Linked DNA regions of Homo sapiens: all the other regions are linked to region 3. A link is a loop called in an ENCODE intact Hi-C map of the cell type or tissue named here. Cell type or tissue: B cell. All regions are shown on one strand.

The links. Peaks named below come from ENCODE experiments on the same cell type or tissue, not always from the same donor. Only the 100,000 strongest peaks of a DNase experiment are listed, where the experiment ranks them.
Region 1: it touches region 3 in a loop (4-fold over the local background); 19 of 110 quality-filtered maps call a loop at or near these places.
Region 2: a loop joins it to region 3, with 11 times the contacts of the local background. A loop is called at or near these places in 15 of 110 quality-filtered maps.

The regions. Positions count from the first base shown.
Region 1 is chr1:121,455,418-121,463,417 of GRCh38, reverse strand. It overlaps LINC02798 (long intergenic non-protein coding RNA 2798), which reads right to left. Exons shown (of 2, transcript XM_047438024.1): 2 at 289-3,399. Among named protein-coding and RNA genes, the nearest start is that of SRGAP2-AS1, 62 kb to the right of the region's middle. In B cell, no CTCF peak of the experiment used is centred here; a DNase peak (open chromatin) is centred at 4,587; H3K4me3 peaks cover 419 bases; H3K27ac peaks cover 834 bases.
Region 2 is chr1:121,442,726-121,450,725 of GRCh38, reverse strand. The region is part of intron 1 of LINC02798 (long intergenic non-protein coding RNA 2798); the gene reads right to left. Among named protein-coding and RNA genes, the nearest start is that of SRGAP2-AS1, 49 kb to the right of the region's middle. In B cell, CTCF peaks have their summits at 3,009 and 3,213 (motif pointing left); no DNase peak of the experiment used is centred here.
Region 3 is chr1:121,516,367-121,524,366 of GRCh38, reverse strand. It overlaps the pseudogene EMBP1. Among named protein-coding and RNA genes, the nearest start is that of SRGAP2-AS1, 120 kb to the right of the region's middle. In B cell, no CTCF peak of the experiment used is centred here; DNase peaks (open chromatin) are centred at 4,726 and 7,716; H3K4me3 peaks cover 2,311 bases; H3K27ac peaks cover 2,620 bases.

The DNA of each region.
Region 1 (8,000 bases), 61 kb after region 3:
TACAGGAGTGGGAAGTTCTCACAATCATGGCAGAAGGCAAGAAAGAGCAAGTCAACATCTTACATGGGTGGTGGCAGGCAAAGAGAGAGCTTGTGCAGAGAAACTCCTGTTTTTAAAACCATCATATCTCGTGAGACTCATTCATTATCACGAGAACAGTTCAGGAAAGACCCACCCCCATAATTCAATCACCTACCACCAGGTTCCTCCCATGACAGGTGGGAATTGTAGGAGTTACGATTTAAGATGGGATTTGGGTGGGGACACAGCCAAACCATGTCACACTAGTTTACAGAGGTTTATACAACGTTTATTGCAGTATCACATAACAGTTGACATCACAAACTCTGATGCCTGATTATCTTTGCATAATTCCAGTACCAGTTTAATAATTCTGTAAATTAGGGCACATTATTTAAACTCTCTGCTTCAGTTTCCTCATTGGGAACATATGGGAATAACAACCATTCCTAACTCATGAACGTATTGAGATTAGATGAGATTAGACTATTAGAGCTGTGCCTGACCCATAGTAAGTTCTTAGTAAATATCATCTGGCTTGTTTTTAGAGAATTAGTTACATGAATGACTGTATTATAACTACAGAATTCTAGGCAGTCTTTAAAAAGAGAAGTCCATTGCTACGTATGCTATAAAAGAATATCCACTATAACTTGCTGAATAAAGAAAAAATATGACATGCATATGAGCATTTTGCATATAAATTGTGTGTGTGTGTGTGTGTGTGTGTGTGTGTGTCTAGAAAAATTTCTAAGTAGCTAAAACCATATCTGTCAGTGCCACTTCCACAGTTGCACTGGAAATAGAGATAGAGTAGCCAAAGGCAGTCAATTTTATTATAAAGTACTGTATGGTTTGAATTTTTATAAAATTTAAATAAAGCAATGTTGTTTCATTGTAACACTGAAGAAAAATAAATAAATAGATTTCCAGCTGGGAAAAAAAAAAAAATTTAAATAAAGCCAATAAAATAAGATAAAAAATCTTTTCCAGCATACCCTGACCAATCCTGTCTGTCTTATCCTATGTAATACTAAAGCCTATCTGATATTCATTTGAAATCTCTTTCATTACCTCTCTTTCTTGACTGATGCTATAGATGCAGGCATCAGCACTTCCAAATAATGTAAAATGGTACATCGTATTATTACACAAGTATTGCTCTTGTCCCCACTTCTTGGTCTGAAATATTTCTCTTAGTTTCAGCTGAGTATAAATAAATAAAATGCTATACCTATTCCAGCCCAACCACCATGAACATTTCATGAAAAAACAAATGAACAAACAAAAACTAACCAAATGGTCAGCCAAGAAACATGGATTTAATTCTGGTCCTGTAAATAGAAAAAAGCAATGCTTTCCATCCTGACGTAGCCAAGACACATGACAAACAATGGAGGCCACGGTGAAGAAAAATTGCAATTACAGATTTAAGTTTATTCTCACTCTGTCATGATACTTTGCTTATGATTATTGCTACATATTGTAAAAGTGCAAGTACTGGTGTAAGAAAATAACAATGACTACCTTTCAAATGTGCATACTACCTTTCGGATGATTGAAAAAATAAGGTAAAAAACAGATATCATATCTTCAGATGAAAATATTGACAGATTACATTTATTTATTCAGTCATTTATTCAGCAAGTACTTATTGGGCACCAATGATATTCCAGGTACCATTCTAGGTTCAGGGGACAAAGTAATGCACTGAAGAAAGGTCCTACCCTGATGGAAGGGACAGAATGACAACAAATGGAAATATAATGTCTCTCAAACTGATAAAAACCCATACACACATTTAATCTTCGCAAGCTCATAAGTTTGGTGCTCTCATCATTGTCATTTTTCTGATTTTACAAGTGGAAAAAATAAGGAATAGAAAGGTTGTCACTTACATATAAGCAGTAATATAAATAGTTTGTGATAGAAATAATATTCAAACCCCAGAATTTGATGCCAGATCCTGAGGTCTTGATATTCCTGTTCAAAATCACATCACAAGGTTGTTCAGGGGACTAAATGAGATAATTTATGTTGAACCATTTTTTAAATTGTATTTTAAAAAAATATTGACATCATCATCACCATCAGCTATGGTATTTTTGTCTGGGCAAATTGCAAACTCCAAGGTTGGCATTGGAAAACAGCATCGGCTGTGCTAAATTTTTCTTAGGAATTTAGTGAAAGTCCTTTGGTATAAAACAGCCAAGAAAGCCTGTGTGTGATTCAAAGGTCCAAAAAATTCACTACATCATACAGAGGAGGTACAGAGAGACATACGTGTTCAGGGGCTGCAGTGAGGCCCAAAAACTTAGCATGGAGATTATTTGAGAGCACAGCAAGAATAATTCCACCTGATGCCATACCTTGTAGAAAGCTGCTTTTTAAAATGTTAATATAATAACAGTAAAACTAAATATCTTCATACCTCTATAAAGATGACCAAGAGAAATCTCTCTAAAAGAAAGAACTAGAAACTGAGCTATAATCTAGCTGTAAAATCACACCTCCCACATACAAATTATTTATTTCTCAGATACTGCAGCTTCTCTCACCATGGAGTCAAAGTGTAAATATCAATGAAGAATAGCCTTAACATTCAACATACATGTATTGTGAAACCTGAAGGATAATTATTATGAAAGATGGTAATTATCAAATTGAGAATGGAAGATGGAAAAGATGCTAAACTGGGCCAACTGAGTTAATAATTAAAAGGTTATTTTTATACAGCAATGATATACTTACCACAGGAAAAACAAACAGTGGATGATAATTGTCTTAGTGAGGGTTTTATCAGAGAAGCAGATCCACTATAAGTGATACAGAGTAAGGGATTTATTTCAAATTTAGAACGTATGCAACTGTGGCAGTGGTCAGACTGTCTATATAATGCCTCACTTGGCCTGAAATTAGCAGAGTTAGTGGTTGAAAACAACATTTCCTCCAGGAATCTCTTTCTGAGGTCCAGAACGTATTAGGTCTCTATAAAATTAGGACTTGTGTTTGTCTGCATCAGCAGAGAAAATGGAAATAATAATGGCTTTTAAAACTCAGGTTACTTCTCTTACATAAAGAGGTTCAGAGGTAGGAAGACCAACTTTCCATTGTCAATAGGATCCAAAACCCTCTTTCTACACCATCCTGGCACATGATTTTCATACTCAGATTTACCTCAGGTCACTATGTGGCTGCTAGAGATCTTGGCATCATGGTCATGCTAGAGGTCACAAAAAAATAGGATAGAAGAGAAAAATGGTGGTGGTCGTAGTGGGCTTGATCTCTAATTTGTGTCAGGTCTCATTAATCAGTTTTCATGGATGTCCCACACATCACATCTTCTTGCATCTCATAGATCAGAATATCATCACCTAGCTGCAAGGAAAGAAGATAAATTTAGTCCTTATTCCAGGTAGCAATGTGCCTAATAATAATAATAATAATAATAATAATGATTTAAGAATCATTATTTATGGATTCAAGTAATAAAGATGAAAATGTGAACATATTAAATATTAAATTAACTACTAAAGACTTACTTTGTATTTTTTAGACAAAAATACATCCAAATGCAAATTCTATTTTTTTTCTTGCACTCTAAACAACATTCTAGAACATCCCCTGAAATACATACAAATCACTTTGGAAGCCACTGATTTAGAGAATGGAAAAACGTTATTTGAAAGTGACAGATGATGACTAATAGTTCACATGTGTTGATTCCCAAGAGATGCATTATTTCATCCAGCATTTATTAATATAGATTATTTGGAACATTAATATTTAAAATATTATAATGCATATATAATAAACATGCATTGAATTTCTATATTTATTAGATACGATTCAAAAGATTTCAAAGAAAGATATTAAAGTTACTCATGTATAGAGTTAAATATGTCGCTGAATGATTCATGTCATATATTTGAGAGTGAGCACTAAAACACACAGACACTTTGGGTATACACACTGGCACACATACACAAACATATGCATACATACATCCATTTACTTATTCAACTTTTTCTCTAAAACTGAAAATGAATGCATTTTGAAAGGCTAATTTAAATTTCTCTCAGGTTGGCAGAACTAAAATTTATCTTTTGCTTATGATTACTATATATGCCATCTATAAGTTTTTTACAGAATCTTTATTTTTAGTAAATAAAACATTCTTTAAAGAATGTTTAATGTTTAATTCTTAATAGGAAAAAAGGAAAAAAGTGGGTCTTTATTTAACAAGACAATAAAATTTTAGAAACAATAAAACTATAGAATTCATAAAACTTTAGAAACTGTAAAAAATGTGATATTAAAAGTTAAACATTTTTACTTTAAAATATTACCAGAAATAGCTCCATAAATAAATAGCAAAAAAAATTCTTAATTAACCCTTATCTCATCTTAGAAGCTAAAGTTTTGCAACTTCTAGAGTAATTTCAAATAACTGATTTTACCCATTGATGGCCTTACACTACTTATGTTTCCTATTTCAACAGTCATTTATCTTTGAAGTGGCGTAGTTTGAAATGAGCTATTACTCCTTGGGGAAATTCTAGACTTCTGCCTTTCAGTTTCACTTCTCTAAACAACTCAACTTTATAGATGGGAAGATAGGCAACATCTTTTATATATAAAGGAAGAGAAAGAGAAAGGCAGAAAAGAAGATGGACTCTTGATAATCTGTTACTAAATAAGCTCTTTAGTGGAATTTGCTTTATTCCATAATTTACACTATTCTATTCACTTTCTACACCATTTCACGAGCATTGGTACCTGACTGGATTAACCTCTCTGCACTCACAATTATTGTTTATTTGACAGAAACAGCCACATTTTTCTCTGAAGTTTAAATTTCCCAAGGTTGCAAATACAGCCTGGTTCTTACACTGTGGAGGTGTGTGTGTGTGTGTGTGTGTCTGTGTGTGCACTCAAGCATGTGTGTGTCATATATGCAATTACTGATTATTCCCTATTAGGTAGGCTCTGCACTTTATATATCTACTACTAAATTTAAGGGAAGTAAATGCAAAACTATGTTATCAAAATTATAATATTTAACTTTCTATATTACATATATCCATCAAATAGCTATACTGCTACATTCTGCATTGTATATAAATGTATTTGGAATATAAAATTGTATTTTCCCTATATTCCCATCTAATGGGGAATTTCATCAACATTATATTAAGATAATCGCATACTATTGCACATCAGGTTTTAGGATTATTTGTAGTTATCTATTTTCTACCTTTTACTGGACTAAATTATAATTAGTCTCTAAAATGCTTTATTGTACTTTGTCTAGAGTATTTTCCTCAATCCCATTTTGTCTGCAGAAAAGAATATTCAGAAAATTTCAAAGAACAGAACAGTAATGCCCTCATGGCATGGAAAGCACATGAGATTGCCCTAAAATACACAAATTCATTTCAAGTCATACACAAATGCACATACATATGTATGTATATGTTCATATATATATAATTTCAAATTCATGTATATGACAAAATTTTCAATTTAATAAATATGTATACACAAAAAATGAAATTAGAAATATTAGAAATATTTGACTAAAAGTCCAGATTCCTCACAAAATAACACAATTCAGTGTGTATCACTCTTTAAAATATGAAACTATGTATACTACTTCAAAATTATCAGAACTTTTCTGCATATGAATCCTGTAGTGGTACTAAAATTGCAACATAATCCTTTCAAATAACAGTGGCTGTTCCATCTGAACTCTAACCTTCTCAGGCTAAGATCAAAACCTGAGCTTAATTCAACTCCTTTCTTAAATCAAACTATGTGCCCAAACAAGGCAAAGCAAAAATACACAATAGTTTGAAAACTACATATTAGTGAAGCACTCATATTGGTTGATTTTTAAAGATATTTTACTAGAAAATAATGTTAAACCACTGAAAATAAAGGCATCTCAAAATGTAACCACTGGAGCTAGGTATAATTTTAACATTATAACCAACTGTAATAATTTGGCTTAAAAATCAAGACTCAGAGTACATAATGTTCTTCTTAAACACTTCTACATTGTATTCAAGTCAGTATTGACTTTGAAAATTTTTGTGACTTCAGATTTTGTATAGTTGTTTTTCTTAGACTTTTCCTATCTTCTACATTTTGTTATGGAATAATTCAGAGCAATAGTCCAGGTTATTCTTGATGTGAGAAATAGTGACAAATAGCACAACTCTAAAAGCTGACAGTATCTGTGAAGATAAGCAGCCAGCAGCATTTTATCTTGGTGTTGGAACAGAGGCGAGGGTGTGAGAATATGGAAATTAACTTCCAATTTTGAGCCACCTCTATTGCCTTTGAAGAGATCCTTCTCCTCATTACTACCCCATACCTACCCAGTTTTCACAATATTCTTTTTTTTTAAGAGCAACCCTTGTTGATACATTTCTCTCATGTATACTATTGTATTTATAAGCTTATGATCTGATTAACACAGAAAATAAATGGATCAACAGCAAAATAATTGATAAATTGATAAACTCTTGGTGACTCCACATTGTTTTAATTGCAGACAAAGACATTAAGAAACTATAAAATTATAACATCAACATCTTTTCAAAAACAGCGGTTTGCTGAACACCCATCAAGTCAGAATATTTACTGGTATTTGATTTACAGGTGAAACAGAGGACAGCAGTAAAATGTGATCCAGACCAGGACAGATGTTTGTTGGTGCAATCCCAACTGTAGGTGTCACTAATATTCAAATAGTAGATTAGTGGCTTATACCAGACTCACAGATAGTATTTTTTATAGTTTTGGGCATGTTCATTTGACCATCAATTCATTACCATGTCCTCTAGTTGACAGTTCTCCAACCTGTTGCCCATCAAAATCAATTTTTGAAATGTCTTACAAGCACAGTTGTAAGTACAGTCTAATTCAGATCTACTTAATCAGAATCTTTGGGAAGAAAATGTAAAATTTTTCCCTCCTTCCTTCCCTTCATCCCTTTTTCCCTCCATCTTCTTTCCCCCGTTTTTCTCCCTCCCTCCAGGCATATTATATGACAAAAAAATTAATACTAGATAAAAGAGAGAAATAATGAAAATAAATAAATCAGTATTAAAAATATTTACTTAATAGAACAAAAGTAAATATTTGAATAATTTTTTGAATGAAAAATATGACTTATCAGCTCATATAAAAGTTGTACCAAACTGTTCAAAACCAGATATAATACCAAAGAAGATAACTCCATGTTTTTGTTTTTGCTTTTTTGAGACAAGGTCTTACTCTGTTGCCCACGCTGGAGTACAGTGGTGTGATCACAACTCATTGCAGCCTCGACCTCCGGGGCTCGAATGATCCTCCTGCCTCAGCCTCCTAAGTAGCTGGCACTACAGGCACACGCCACCATGCCTGCCTATTTTTTTCTATTTTTTGTAGAGACAGAGGTTTGCCATGTTGCCCAGGTTGGTCTCAAACTCCTGGACTCAAGCGATCCCGCCTCACCCTCCCAAATTGCTGGGATTACAGGTATAAGCCCCCACAACTGGCCAACAACAGCATTTTAGGCCTTTTAAAATAAGTATTTATTTCAAGGGTGAGAGGTTCCCACTATCATGTTTCTATGGCATTTTATTGAAACTTCTGAAGGTCCAATATGATTGGTTTAGTTGCCTACTTATATACATCTGTAATATGAATTTCTTAAAGGAAATTTAATAGTACTGAGTTTGTCTCTAATTTGGCCCAATTTTTCCTGCTCCTTCCTTGCTTCCACTGCCTAACACACATTTTCCCATCTGTAATTTGTCAGGGTTCTCCAGAGGAACAGAACCAATAGGATATATGTATATATAAAAGGGAGTTTATTAGGAAGAATTGGCTCACATGATTACAAAGTGAAATCCCACAATAGGCATTCTGCAAGCTGAAGAAGAGAGAAGTTGGTAGTGGCTCAGTCCAAGTCCAAAAGCCCCAAAACC
Region 2 (8,000 bases), 74 kb after region 3:
CCTCATTTCAAACTGTTGTATTTTTCTTAGTTTTTTGAAATTTGGTTGCAGAAAATTGAGTTAGTTATACTCTGAAGAGTATCATCAGCACAATCAAGACCCTTTGCTGGTTGATATTGACTTTCCCCTTTCATCCCTGATCCCTGTACCCATCACTTTTCTCACCTCTTAGATTCATTTACAGCAAGTCCTTGAACAACATCATTTAATTCAATGTCACTTTGTAATAACCGTAATAAGAAAACAAATGGATTCCCACACAAGACCACTCTCCATGCAGAATTTGCATGTTCTCTCCATGTTTGCATGGATTTTCTCCAGATATTCCAGTTTCCTCCCACGTCCCAAAGATGTGCATGTTCTGTTAATTGGTATGTCGAAGTTGTTCCAGGATGGGCTGGCGTGGGTGTGTATGTGAGTGTGCCCTGTGATAGAATAGCATCCTGTCCAGGGTTGGATCCTGCCAGGATAGACTCTGGCCACCCATGCCCTGAATTGGAATATGCAAGTTAGAAAATAAATGAATGAATGAATGAATGAATACAAATTATTTTAAAATAAAAATTAGTAAACTATACAATAATCCTACAAATGCTCGACAATAAACAGTGAGGTACAAAAGCCCTCATGGAGCCATATTTGTGATTGTTTTTGAGCTGCATAGTGGTAGGACGTCCTGATTAAAACTTTCACTTTGCAACATTTATTCTTTGATTTAACCCATGACCGCTATGACTGCTGTAACTCACTGATTCACCAAAAATTAAGTAAATAATTACTTTACTTGTTTCTATTCATCTTTCTTATACGTATGTATAGCTCACATTTATTTCAATGTTTAATATAAGAAGTGTTTGGGGCCTTTATTTAGAAATTTGGTGATGTTTTTGTGTCCAGAAATATGCCAGAAATAGCAACTTAACTCCTGTTTATATCAATTAGCTTATGGTAAAATTGGTTCCAATATTCATCATTTTGCCTAAAGTCACAGTTTCCAAGAAGTTACCGACAACAGTAAGTGAGGACTTACTGGATATCCCCGCAAATTGTATTGAATTTTGGGAATGTCAGTGTTTTAAACTTTTTCCTTTGCCCTCTTCTTCCCCCCTGGATTTTCTGTCTTTTCCATGTTGATTTTCATGGATTCTTTCCCTAATCTAGATGTCAATCTAGAATATTTATTTATTTTATACATTGTAAATATCTTTTCTGAATTAGTCAACAACTGTTTAACTTTGTCTCTATTTCTTCATTAAAATAAACCTTTAATTGTAATGTAATCAAATCCATAATTTCTTTTTTTCTCCCTCCTTCCTCCCTCCCTCCCTCCCTCCCTCCCTCCCTTCCTTCCTTCTTTCCTTTATAGTTTATCCTCCTAGGGTCATACTCAACATGATTTTCCACTACCTCCAGGTAACACTTATATTCTCATGATTTTTTTTCCTTCTTAATAATTCTACTTTTCACTAATTTAATGTGTGGCATATGGCCTTAACTTATTTTTTCAATATTCTGATGCTATCTACCAAACTGTGTTTCCCCAAATCATTTATAGTTCAACTTTATTATAAATCAAATTAACACACATGTTTATAACTGCATGTTTGTGTCTATTTCTGAGCTCTCTGTTATGTCATCTTTCTTTCATCTGTGATGAATACCACACTGGTTTCATTATTATTATTATCATGACTTTGTACTTATATTGTGTCTAGCAAGATGTGTCCCCATTCCTTGCTTTTCTTTCTTTCTTTTTTATTTTTTTTTTGATGGAGTCTCACTCTGTCACCCAGGGCGGAGTGCAATGGTGCAATCTCGACTCACTGCAACCTCCCCCTCCCAGGTTCAAGCAATTCTCCTGCCTCAGCCTCCCAAGTAGCTGGGATTACAGGTGCGTGCCACTATGCCCAGATAATTTTTGTATTTTTAGTAGAGACGGGGTTTCACCATGTTAGTCAGGCTGGTCTCAAACTCCTGACCTCAGGTAATCCGCCCACCTCAGCCTTCCAAAGTGCTGGGATTACAGGCGTGAGCCACCACACCTGGCTGCTTTTCTTTAAATAAAAGTAACTAAACTATTCATAGACCTTTATTCTTCCATGTATATTTTTGAATACAGTGGCTAATTTCTTTAAAAAAAAAAAGGAAGTCTGAATTTTGTTTGAAAATAAGATGGCATCTTCTTGAAAATTGTGGCCATGCATATTTTAGATCCTTATCTGTGTGGTCCATTAATTCTGCTGACTAGGTTTTAGTTTATTGCCTTTCTTTTACAACACTGGAACAATCTCTGGTCTCCTCAGGGGCGGGGGTTTAAAATCCAGGCCCTAGCTTGTATACAGCTGATGAGGTTACAAATGGAGCAGGATACAGAGGGCCTCTGGTTTAACAATCAAGACTTAACCATTCTGGTTTAATTTTCTCCCTCCTCCCAACACTGCCATGTGGCTGGCTGACAGGCTGGGGTCTCTGCTCTCCCTACACCGAGTGTCTTCCAGTGCCTACCAGAAGTACTCCTTTCCGATATTAACTCTTCAGTGTTTGGCTAATGCAGCTACTCTCTCATTCTGAGTTCTGCTTCTTCTTAACATTGTTAATAATGATACCATCACAGGTCCTGTTTATTAGTTCAGATTGTCCATAAAACTTAATAGTGCTGGTAGTTTGCAGCATCAATAAAATACATTTTCAGACTTCTGTTTCCCAAGGTGTGTATATGAGACTGCTCCCAAAATTCCTGGCTTGCCACACAATGCAGTAAAAGCAAGGTAGGAAATTTATCATGCTAGAAGAAACTACTTGCTTCCTCTCACAGGTTAGAGGATGATTGTACACACTTTGTAATAAAATATGACACACAAAAAAGAGATTTTCATCCATGGGAAGAAGTAAGAATTAAGTGTGCAGACTGGGGATTTACTTACTTCACATCCTTGCACAAATTATTTAACCTCAGTTTCCTCATCTACAAAATGGAGATACTGATAGTACCTATCTATAGGATGGTTGTGAAATTAAATATGTGAGTGTGTGTGTGTGTGTGTATTCATCAATTTAATTAATATTATATATTTACAATTTCTACAACTGTGCTTGGCACATAGTAGGCACCTCATAAATGTTAACTATTGTTATTATTACAGTTGTCTTCAGAGGTTCCAGGGGCTTGAAAATTCAGATTCCTGAAATCCACTATTATTATATATTCTTTCCCCCTATTTTCTGCCCTCTAGTGGTAATTTCAAATATGATTTCTGTGCTTGATTTTATTTGGAATTCTTGTTAAATAAAGACCCACTTTTTTCCTTTTTTCCTATTAAGTGCAAGTTATTTTAAGTTCAGTCTTGTATATGCAGGACTGCAAACAATTTGTAACCGTTTCTCATGGAGTTGGTAAGGGATAGTTTGAATCTTGTAAAGGAAACTTTCTTTTAATGCCTATTTGTATTCATTTCTCTAAGACACCTCCATCCTAAAACAATCCCTTTCTCTAGAAACAAGAGCTCTTCTTTCACCTGACCTTACCTATGAGATTCCACCCCATTTTAAGTCCTGTAAAAGTAATCAGGTATTTTTACATTAAAGATATTACTTTCTGAAAAGTAAATATTTATCTCCAAAAATAACAATGTTCCAAAAATGGAATGTTAGCATCCATAGCTATTGAAAACTTTAATCGAATAATAATAACAATCCTTACTTAAGCTATTCATTGCCTCAGAAAATATGCTACGTCCTTCCATTTCTTTAACACAGCCTCTTTCCCAATATACTTATACTTACTCTGAATGTAGAGATAAAGATGAATATTCTTAACTGCTTTATAGTGAAGACAGATATTGTCAATTAGTGTAAACAACAACTGCCAAACCCCCTCCCCATTCCCCTTTTCTCCCAGTCTCAGAATATAAATAATAGCAAAGACTTAACTGGCATTCTGAAGAGCAGATTTGTGGTGCTTTTACAACATATATTTTTATACACAATTTTAAAATATCATCTTGGGCCATATAGCTTTATCAAATAGATATATAATGAAGACAGCTTTACTAAACTGTAAGAAATTAACTGAGTTATCAGGACTTGAAGTTTACATTTATAAATCAGGAAATTGAGTCATAAAGAACTGAAGAAGGACTGCACTGAGTAATAAACTATAAGATTTAGTGAGTGGATCAAGTATTCAAATATGATCTTGAACTACTTAATGTATCTACGTATTATTTTGTCCTTGATCAGGATAGGATCATAAATATGAGAGGGGGAAAGAACCCCCAGGCTATGTAAGTCTGTTCAGTTTGACTGATAACATTCGTTTCATGCTCCCTAAATCTTTCTCTAAGTAGTCTTTCCTTGAGCTTGGTGTAGAAAGATGCTTAATATAAATAAAATTTTATTACCTTCCCCTTCTGAGTTAGTGAAATAATGAAGACATGTTCTCCCGATGTCAGAAATGTAAGATGTAAGATTGCAATCACACCTTAGAATCAGAAAGCTAAAAGTGGAATAAAGGGAAAGCCTACCTACTCTCTTCAGAAAGGAGATGCTGGAGACACCCTAGGCATAGACAACAATGACTTTTCAGGAATATACCTAAACCTGATACATAAGCAGCTATTATTGAGCAACAGCACTGGTATTAGAAATTAATGTCTTGGTACCAATTCATATTAACTGTTTTAAATCCCAAATGCTTTATGCACAATCAATATAAGCTAATATAACTGTGCTAAATTTCTATTACTTATTAAGATTTATTTGATAAACTTAATTTCCTTTAATTCCATTGAATGGAAGAGCTGGCAAAGGCAAAAAAAAAAGAGGAAGAGATTTTGAGATTTTACAAGAATTCAAAGAAGGAAGTGGAAGAAACAGAAAAAAAAGGGAAAAAGCAAGTGGCCTAATCTTCTCAAAATAATAAAGCTAAAAGAAAATGTAAAAATTAATGCATTCAAACACATTTTATTAGTACCTTTTATAAGTAAGGTAATGTGCTAAGTCCCAGAGATAAAATAAGCAAAAAGACTTCAAATAACTTGCCTTGTGGAGTCAGTTAACATTTACCAGTGGTAATAACATCTGAGGTGAGTGCTGGAGAATAAGTGAGAGACAGAAAAAGAGTAGTGAAAAGAGTGTTTTAGGTAGAGGGAAATATGTGCAAATGCTGGGAAGTAAGAAAAAGAATGCACAAACACAAGTGAATGAGCAGGTTAAAGCAGCTAAAAGTAATTCAGTGTAGTTGGAGATTAGAGTTGTGGGGGCAGGGAAGAAAGTGATGGAGAAATCCAAGAATAAGGATGAAATCTGGGGCCAGATATTAAAAGATCCCCTAAGGTCTGTTGAAGAGTTTCTACCTTATCACACAGAGATGGGATGGGGTAATACACAGGGGGTTTAAATATTAGTTAACATGTCCGTGTGTGTGCATGTGCATGTGTGTGTAAAATGGATTGGAATAAACGAGACAGAAGAGAAAAAGAAATGAATGTATTCAAGTTATTTAGGAGAAGGAATATAAACAAATTGGGTATTACTTAGCATAAAGTATAAGGGAAAGAAAGGGAGAAGCTATTCATCTGGGGCATGGGCAGATGAGTGAGTGGTGCATCCCTGCCCCTAAAATACAACACACAAAGAGAAGGACAGCTGGTTCGTTGGGAAAATGGGACAGATGTGTTTGGTGATTAAACATCCACTCCACCTTAACTTACAGATGAGGAAACTGTGGTCTTTGTTTTAATTGAAAAAATTTTAAAAGTACCATGCTAAGATGCTAATACTTACAAGGCTTTGGCCTATTAATTTACAGGAAGTCAGGAGATAAAGTATAAATCCTGTCTTGTAATGCAAATCTGCCTGACAGGCCTTGCTAAATTCTTCTTTTTACACACTACTTTGCCATTTATTCATCCATAAACATGTGTTTATCTTTTACTATGGGCTGGCAGCATTTTAAGTGCTGGAGATATATGGGGAGCAAAACCAAAGACAGTCTTGCTTTATGAAGCCCATGTTCAGTCCAATGTCCTAAAGCGAAACTGTAGAATGAAAGTACAAAGGACATGGGGGAGCTGTATGAATCAAAGATTCAGTGCCATAGAGCTATGAAGCAAAATAATAGTAATAATGATACTGCAATCTATTTTTTCCCTCAAAAAGTGAGCCTTTGCTTCAGATTTTATTATAACCAAAAGACAAAAATAATGCCCCTGGGAAGGCAACACCTGAGCTCACCACTGGATGTATATTAAACTGTACAATGCAGTGGGATGGAAATGTTATATTTTAACAGTTCTAGTGAGTGATATTGCTTTTAAAAAAAATCTCAATTTAAATGTATACACTATGCACACATTTCCAAAGTTATCTTCTGGGAGAGTTGAAGGATATACAGTATATACTCATACCTTGATACACTCACCATGACTAAATGTTTGTTTTGGGCTTTGTGAAGTTGTGTGATGAGTGCCCTAACATATTTTTTCCTCTCAACTTTAAATAACATACAATATTGTGATTCATGCATATATCCAATTTTCTGGTAAGTGTTTTATGGTCTCATATATGTCCTCCTTAGAGTGTAGCTCACTTGTAAGGCTTAAAATCATGAGATTTTTATGTCTTTTTTTTTTGCTTTGTTTTTGTTTTTGTCTTTTTTTGTGGGATATTTAAAAGTGGGTTACATATTTTAAAGACCCTGACAAGAAGCATCCTAAGGGGCCCCACTGCATCAAGTATTAGAGTTCTCCAGAGAAACAGAACACATAGCATGTGTGTAGTGTGTGTGTGTATACACACACATATATAATATTGCATATAATTATCATATATCCTATTTTATATATTCTTATTGTACATATATTTTATATAAACACATTTATTATAAGGAATTGATTCACACAGTTATGGAGACTCACAAGTCTCAAGATCTGCAGGGTGAGCCAGCAAACTGGACACCCCAGAGAGCCGATGGTGTAGTTCCAGTGTGACTCCAAAGGAAAACTGGAGACTGAGGAGAGTCAGTGTTATAGATCAGCCTAAAGTGTGGTAAGATTGAGACTCAAGAAGGGTCAATATTTCAGTTCATGTTGAAGTAAAAAAAAAAAAAAATGCCAATGTCACAGTTCAAAGAGTTAGGCAGGAGGAATCTTCTCTAATCAGGGGAGAATCAGTCTTCTTATTCTATTCAAGCCTTCAGCTGATTGAAGGAGGCTCAGACACATTAAGGAGGAAAATCTGCTTTACTCAGTCTACTATTTCAAAAGTTAATCTAATCCCCAAAGACACATTCACAGAAACACGCAGAATAATGTTTCACCAAATATCCGGGAACCCCGTGGCCCAGTCAAGTTGACACATAAAATCAACCATCACAGTGACATCATTTCCTTTGGCTTCTCAAGCTAATAAAAATGCCATAAACATTAAAAGAAAAGAGAAAGAGTTGACACAAAAACCAACCCACTGACAAATATTTACTGCATATTTTCTGTGTGATCAGTGGGACTGCTTTCCAGGGTCTGGTGAGCTGGCTGTAAATCTAATCCATGCAATAGGACATTAAGGTAGGAGGACATGTTTCACTGGACAGTTGGGTAGGATTTAAAGAGGAAGACGTAAGCAGATAAAATAAACAAGAATAAAAGTAAGGATAAACATGACATCTTAGGAAGTTTATTTTACCTGGACAGAGATTGCCCATAGAACAGTGATGAGCAGTAAAGATAGATAGATGTGTGGTAGTCAATTTATAAAAAGGCTTGAAATAGGTAGTGTACAACTTTATTTGTATAATGCTTTGCACTTTTAAAATTGCTTTGACATACATCGCCTTTTTTATCCTTTTAACAATTTTGTGAGGTAAATAGTATCATTATTAATTTTATTTTAAAAAATTTACTATCATTTGTAGAGACAGGGTCTCACTATGTTGCCCAGGCTGCTCTCAAACTTCTGGGCTCAAGTGATGCTCCCACCTTGGCCTCCCAATGTGCTGGGAT
Region 3 (8,000 bases):
ATCACTGCTAAGAATACATGTGCACATATTCATATACACATACAACTTATAATGTATATCATATATATTTATGTATATGATATGCATGATATGTATTCATGATACATATATTTACACATATACTTGTTTAAATCTATATACCTATATAGACATAGGTAAAGAGATAGGGATTTAATGTCATGGATTCCCATGGATACTGCCAACTGCAATCCAACACCACAGGGTTCATTCTACTTTTTCTCTATCTTTATTTCATTCTTCTCTAGTGAAAAACCTAGATCCTATTATCTTTCCTAGATTTAATTATTTGATCAGTCACCCTGTATATTGCTAAACTCTCATTGCCACTGCCACACCTGTCCCCACAGAGATGTCTCCTTACCCACTCAGGCTCCAACCTCCATCGCTGGTCTGACCCTCCTACATGCTTTCCTCCACATCGTGTTTGGGATCAAACATCACCCATCTGCTGCTCCTGCACAAAAGCCTTGTTAACTTGCTGAACTCTGGGACCCTGTGTCAAGCTGCCCGCTGCAGGAGCACCCATTCACTGTGCTCAGGCCCTAATACTCCATACCAGGCTGCCCTCTTGCCTGGATGCCATCCTTACCAAGGTCAGCCTCAGATATCCTGATCTGGGCCCCTTGGGCTCCACCCACTTAGTGAGGATGTCTCCTTGCTCTTCCCCACCAAATAACTATAGGATCTATCGAGGGAAAGATGAGAGGGAGGAGGGAAGAGAATGAGGGTGACAGAAGATGAGGAAGAGTCAGTTGCCCTAATTCTTAACAAATGTTTTAAACATATGATTTTTTTGTGATGATAAATTTAGGGTAAAGATGTTCATGCATCACAAACATCACTATTAAACGTAGGCTTAGGCTGGGCACAGTAGCTCTTGCCTATAATCCCAACACTTTGGGAGGCCAAGGCAGGAAGATCGCTTGTGCCTAGGAGTTCAAGGCCAGCCTAGGCAACGTAGTGAAACCCCATCTCTACAAAAAATACAAAAATTATCCGGGTGTGGTGGCATATGCCTGTAGTCCCAGCCATGTGGGAGGCTGAAGTGGGAGGATCCCTTGAGTCCAGAAGGTCAAGGCTGTAGTGAGCCATGAGTGTGCCTTGGTACTCCAGCCTGAATGACAGAGTGAGACCCTGTCTCAAAAATTAAATGAATGAATGAATGAATAAATAAATAAATAAAGGTAGGCTTATGGTTAATCTGTTCCCTTTAAACAGATTTTGGTCTTTGATCATTTGATCAAAGTGTTGTCTGCCAAGCTTCTCCACCATAAAGTTACTCTTTTGCCCTTGATACTAATAAGCACATTCTGAAGAGTTACTTTGAATCTTCAGTACTTTGTATCCCATCAAACTTTTCATTGACTCCTTTTTTAGTTTACATCAGTTGGTACTCATGAATTCCCATATTATTAAATGAGTTGCAATCCACTAATATTATTATTTATTTGATGCTCAATTTGTCCCAGATTTGTCCAGTGGGAACCCCTTTAAATGTCCTTAAAGGTAAAAAACTGCTAGCATGTTCTACTGAGATATGGGCTAACAATGTCAGACATATGTGGGTGCTAGAATAATATTTGCTTCAAAAATATTTATTACTAGAAAGCTACTGTGTTTGGGGTGAGGGTTTAGTAGGGAAGGGGGTTCATAAAGGGAATGCAAAAGCCACGTCCTATGGAAGTTAAAAGGATCATTTAAAATGATTCTACTGCAAACATTTTTCAAAAGATAAACATGACCCATTTCTCCAATTTGTGCCATGTAATAGTAATAATAATGATATTTAAAAATTCCCACTGATGTATCCTTTACAAAGATATATTACATGTCTTATTTAATCAAAAAACCTTAGAAGAGTCCCTGTACCTAATTTTATTCCAGGACTCAAACCGTGTCAGCATGTCATTCAGTGCAAATCAGACATTTAAATGCGTAGGCTATGCTGTCAGTAGTTCTGAACTTTCACAGACATTTCCAATTAACTCAGAGAGACAACTGGATATTGTGTTTAAGCACTGTGTTTAAGCAAACAGGTACTGGATGGACCAATGCCAAATTTCCCGCTCTGCTGCTTAACTAAGTATGTGTACTTGGGCAATTATTAAACTAAGCCCCGATTTCTTCATCTTGAGCCCAGAAGGTCAAGGCTGCAGTGAGCTGTGAATGTGCCTCTGCCCTCCAGCCTGAGCAAAAGAGTGAGAATTCCCCAGGAGTGCAGAGGTTCTCAGAACTGCAATACTCTGAGATGAATTTTGAAAGGTGAATCAGGGATAGAAGAATTGGGGATACCCAGAACGGAGAAAAATGTCCTGGACAATTCTATTTTTTTTCAGCTGGAACTAAAAAAAATGCTAACTCGTAGGGCTATACATTTATAACTATTCTTATTATTAAAATTTGACTCAAAGTCTTAGGTTAACAGAAAACCTATGTCCAAGTGTGTAGGTCTATACATCTAGGTAAAAAATATCCAGTAAACCTCACAATATCCTTTTGCAAAGAGAAAACTGAATTTTGCAGAGATCAATACCGAATCTAGAAAACAAGCTGAGAGTGCCTGACAATTTTTAATTCTGGCTTAAATTCGATGCTAACTTCATAACTTTTGTCTTGTACATTGTTCCACAATTTTAGCTTAAGTGGAGCTAAAAGGACAGAACTTATACCATATACATAGAGGGACATCCCCTCCCCCATTCATCTTATTGATATACACCTTCATTTATTCCACTTTCATTTGTTTCCTACCTTTTTTTCTCTCTCTCTTTAGAGATCTTCTCTGCATATCAACTTAACCGTGATGCCTATGGAATAAGTATTTATCTAACAGTGCACTCTCTAGGCCATATCATTTTAAAGCTGTGGTTTTTAACCAGCTCAAAATCACATTTAAAGCTACATGGGGAGCTGATAAAACTTCTTAATGCCCACACTGAATCCCAAGCCAAACGAACCAGAGTTTTGTAGGGAAAGATCCAGGTATCAGGATTTTTCAAGCTCTCTGGTGATTCTGACATACAGTCAAGTAGAGAATCAAAGTTCTACAATGAATCCAGAATGCACTGGTTCTCAGAACCGCAATACTCTGAGATGAACCAGGGATAGAAGAATTGGAGATACCCAGAAGGGGGAAAAATGAACTGGGCAATTCTGTTTCTTTTTCTTTTTTTTTTCTTTTTTTTTTTTTTTTTTTTGAGACAGTTTTGCGCTGTCACCCAGGCTGGAGCTTACTGGCACCATCATCATCATAGCTCACTGCAGCCTCAAACTTTGGGCTGAAGCAATCTTTCTGCCTTGGCGTCCCAAGCACCTGGGACTACAGGTGTACATCACCACAACCGCACTTTAAAAATTTTTTTTAAATAAATAAGGGACCTTGCTATTTTGCCCAGGGTGGTCTTGAACTCCTGGATTCCAGCCATCCTCCCACCTCAGCACCCCAAAGTGCTGGGATTACAGGCCTGGACCATTCTTTATAAGTGGTATTATGGAAAAGAGATATGGCACAAGGAAATTTAGAACTGAAGCAACCCAAGATGTTCTGTCCAAGTTGTTAACAACTAGACCTTTTAAAAGGCATTTATAAAAATTAATAGTCTTACCTTTTGATTATCCTTCTTTCTCTATGGTGTGTTACAAAAATTCCACATATTACAAGCCCATGAAAATAAATTCCCATGAGAGTTTGAAAACTTTTTGCAGAATAATGTCCCAATTTTAGTTACTGGTGGCCAATATTTACCAACTTGAGAGGTGGTGTTTTATTACCCTTACTGGCTGTTAACAGTTATGACACAGAAACTTGCAATAGGTTGGATGGAATCCTTTCAATATGAAAAGTAATTATAAACAGGTGAAGGTACAATGGCAAATTTCGTGTTGGCTTTGGTAATGTTTTGCATATAATCCCTCTGTCAAAGTGTCTTAAATAATAAAACAAGCAAAAATCACACACACACACGCACACACACATTTTGTTTTCAAAGACCACGGTGTAAAATGAAGATACACACACGTTATCCTTTAAGTTGTGGATCTTTGGTTGGCTAGTTGGTTATGATGTTTTTTCCCCCGCTCAGCTCTAAAAAAACATCCTCGGCAAGGTGAGGTGGCTCACACCTGTAATCCCAGCACTTTGCGAGGCCGAAGCGGGCGGATCACCTGAGGTTGGGAGTTAGAGACCAGACTGACCAATGTGGAGAAACCCCGTCTCTACTAAAAATGTAAAATTAGCCGGGCTTGGTGGCGCATGCCTGTAATCCCAGCTACTCTGGAGGCTGAGAGAGAAGAATCGCTTGAACTCGGGAGGAGGAGGTTGCGGTGAGCCGACATCACGCCATTGCACTCCAGCCTGAGCAACAAGAGCAAAACTCCGTCTCAAAAAGAAAAAAGAAAAAAAAAATTCCTCAAAGCCAACCCACCTGACAAAAGGAGGGAAGGAGCTGATACTCGAGCCTCACTCTCGAATCAAGAAAAGGGAGTAGGCCTTGGGGAAATGTGGCTTTCAAAATTCATGCCACATTTGCACAAGCCAAATCGCTATCTGGTCCCTGCATCCACCCACACACCCCACTGCCGTCTTCCTAGGAAACACCAGACTCTGCCCTGATACCTACGCGCCCGACTCGCGGGGCGCTGTTTGTTTAAGACTCGCCCCCAAAGAGCGCGGGAGCGCGAGCGGCACCAGTTCCAGGGTTCAGCTCAGGTGACACAAACGTAGCCAATGGGAGGCTGCCGCCGACTCTCGCCACCCGCCCTCACCAGCATCCCCGCGCCTCTCCCCGCCAACCCTGCCCGGAGCGCCAGCGATGCCCTCTGCCCGCGGGGACCCGAGCCTCGCGCGCCCTCCGCCCTCCCTACCCTGGCCCCTGTACCCATCACACCTGGGGCACTGCCGTCCGCCGAGCTTGGGCGCGCGGCGGCGAGAAGGCACTGGAGGAGGAGAAGCAGCCGGGGCGTAGGCGCCCTCGCCCCCAGCAGGCCGGGGAGGGCGCGCATGGCGCCAGAGGGTCCGCCTCAGTTCTCGTGGAGACTGCTCCCTCAGCTCGCCGCCGCGGGTGTCCGGAATCCCTCCGCACACTCGCAGGTGGCCCGGCACCCGCAGCCAGTGCCGCGGGCAGGACGCTGAAGAAAAGGCGGAATGGGAGGGGCCCGGCCGCCTTGCCCTACTCCCCGAGACGCTCTTACCGCGCCCGGCCTTCCATCAGTTATGCAGCCCTCAGCCCGCTGCTGGCGTTCCCGGATGTGCGGTGCTACTCCCGGCTGCAGCCTCTCCGGCCTCCGCCCTCTAGGCTCTAGCAGGTCGGGAGAGAGCTTGGGCAGGTGATGTGTAGCCCATCGCGTGGGGAGAGGTTGAAACTATCCCTGCAGACTGGCCTTTGCACTTCATCTGAGGCAGATTTCACTAATTTTCGTTGATGGGACAGATGAGAGACACTTTCCTCCTCCCCGACCCCGGACATCTTTGGGCTTTCTTATGAGGGAGGCTTATTTTTGCGCAGGTGTAAGGTTTTATCCAGCTGCCAGACAACTTGTACTGATCTTTCTTTGCTTTGCCTACTAATCACACACACCCTCTCTTCTAGCCTGTGAAGACTTAACTGATTTTCTACGGATGAAGGTTTCAGTGTCCCAAGGCCCCATACCGTATCTGATTTTACTTTATTTTTGTTTGTTAAGCCTAACAGCTTCTGAGGAGCCACGTAGAGCTCAAGAAGCAAAAGCTACTGAGAGTAGATGCTATGTAAACTGCACAAGACGTTGACCTTTGTTAAATCCGAACACTGTTTAAGATAATGCTATCTCTTACCCACGAGGCTGTAGCTTGGAATATTCAGTGCTCTGAACCAAATTAAATAAATTAGTGCTTTATCCGGGAGGGGAGGAGAAATCTATGTTGTAACATTGAAACACATTGATTTGATTTCTCTCCAGGATGTTATAACGCATTAAAAGATATTTTAAATATTTTTCACGAGCTTTGTTTCCTCTCCCTTTATTTTTTGAAGTTCAGCTTTCACATTCGTAAATTCAAAATATATCAGCGTTAAAAAAAAAAAAAAGGATTGGAAATAACATAAGAGACAAATTTTGAAAATTGAACTATTTAACAAAACCTATGCTTATTCCAGGCAGGAATGGTTAATTTGTAATTGGTACGTATTACTAAAACATGTCCGTTTTTGTTTTAGTATTATATGCGCAAAACTTTGGAAACAGATGTAGATTCTTCAAGTTGGCAGTGAGAGAATATGAATAATACAATTCATTCAACCATATTATCTACCAGGTGCCAGTCATTGTGTTCAAAAAAGGCTAGATAGGCACGCATGCACGAATGCACGCATGCACACATGTACACACACACACACACAAATTAGACAACTATTTATCTGTGAATAACAAATCTTAGAAAAGCCTCTTCTCAGAAAATTATGGTCACAATGATTAAAATCTTTTGAATGAAACTTTAAAAGATGCCTTCAAGGACTAAATTGTATACACTGTTGACCCTCTGAGGGCATTGACTGGGCTTGCTAAACCCAAATTGCCTAATCAATGGCTGCTACATCACGCCTCTTTCTTTCTACCCTGCATCTGGTCTCAGGACTAACTGCACACGTTTCCCTATAATTAGGTAGAGTGTCAACACTAAGCACTTCTCACCTCAAACTAAACTCTGACTGACTTTTCCCAGTTAGTCTCATAAAATCCTTAGACACAGTATTCACCCGTCTTCAAATGAGCTGAACTTACTTAAACATTTTTTTTTCAGTTGAATCAGCCTATTTATGACAAGAAAAACTTACTTGCCCAAGTTGATGCTGATCCCCACTGTTGCTTTTGCTGTTAGAACAAAAAAGTTGAGAAAGAAATATAATTCTCATTTTGCTAAGCATTTTGAAAGTCTTTTCATCATTGTTCCTGTTCTATATTTAGATATTTGATATTTCCAGCCTTATGCACATTCCACTTTTTCAAATGCTCCATATCCTTTAAAACCAGCTTATCAACTGCCTTCCCTATATAACTTTTTCTGACCTTTCTGGTCCAAACTGACCTTTTCCTCCTTGGTGAAATAAATATTGCAACAAGCACTTTGATACTCTCATCATCATGAAGTGTATAAAGGGGGAATAAGGGTCCTTTGTTTTCTCCCCTTGAGTTGGGTGGGCTCTGTGACTCCCCTAACCTACTGAATATTGCTGAAGAGATATTGTGTGGGCTGGCCAGGCCTGGTGGCTCGCGCCTGTAATTCCAGCACTTTGGGAGGCTGAGGCAGGCAGATGACAAGGTCAGGAGCTCGAAACCAGCCTGGCCAATATGGTGAAACCCCATCTCTACTAAAAATGCAAAAAAAAAAAAAAAAAAAAATTAACTGGGCGTGGTGGCACATGCCTATAATCCCAGCTACTTGGGAAGCTAAGGCAGGAGAATTGCTTGAACCCAGGAGGCAGAGCTTGCGGTAAGCCAAGATTGCGCCACTGCACTCCAGCCAGGGCAACAGAGCAAAACTCTGTCTCAAAAAAAAAAAGAGAGAGCGAGAGAGAAAGATTGTGTGGGCTTTCTGTTCCAGACCACAAGAGCTTCCACTTCCTTTCTCTTGGAGACCTTGCTCATAGAAGACAGCTGCCTGGTGAAAAGTACTACGGTATTATCCTGAGACTGCCACACTGTGAGAAACCCAAACACCATGGAGGACCGCGTAAAAATAAAGTCAGATCAAGTAAAAAAGGAATATGCAGGTTATCATACATACAAAAGAATAGTTCACAAACCGGAAGACTTCAAATCAAAAGTAGTAAGAAACTTGACATGAGAGTTACAGTGCAGCTTATAAAGCATCAATGAGGAAGTGCATTGACCTCTATTGTGACTGGCTGTTAAAAACTTATATTCCTTTTTGGGCAAGTAGAGCTGTATAAGCTTATTTGTCTGTAACAAATTGGTTCAATTTCATCATACTAACAAGAAAG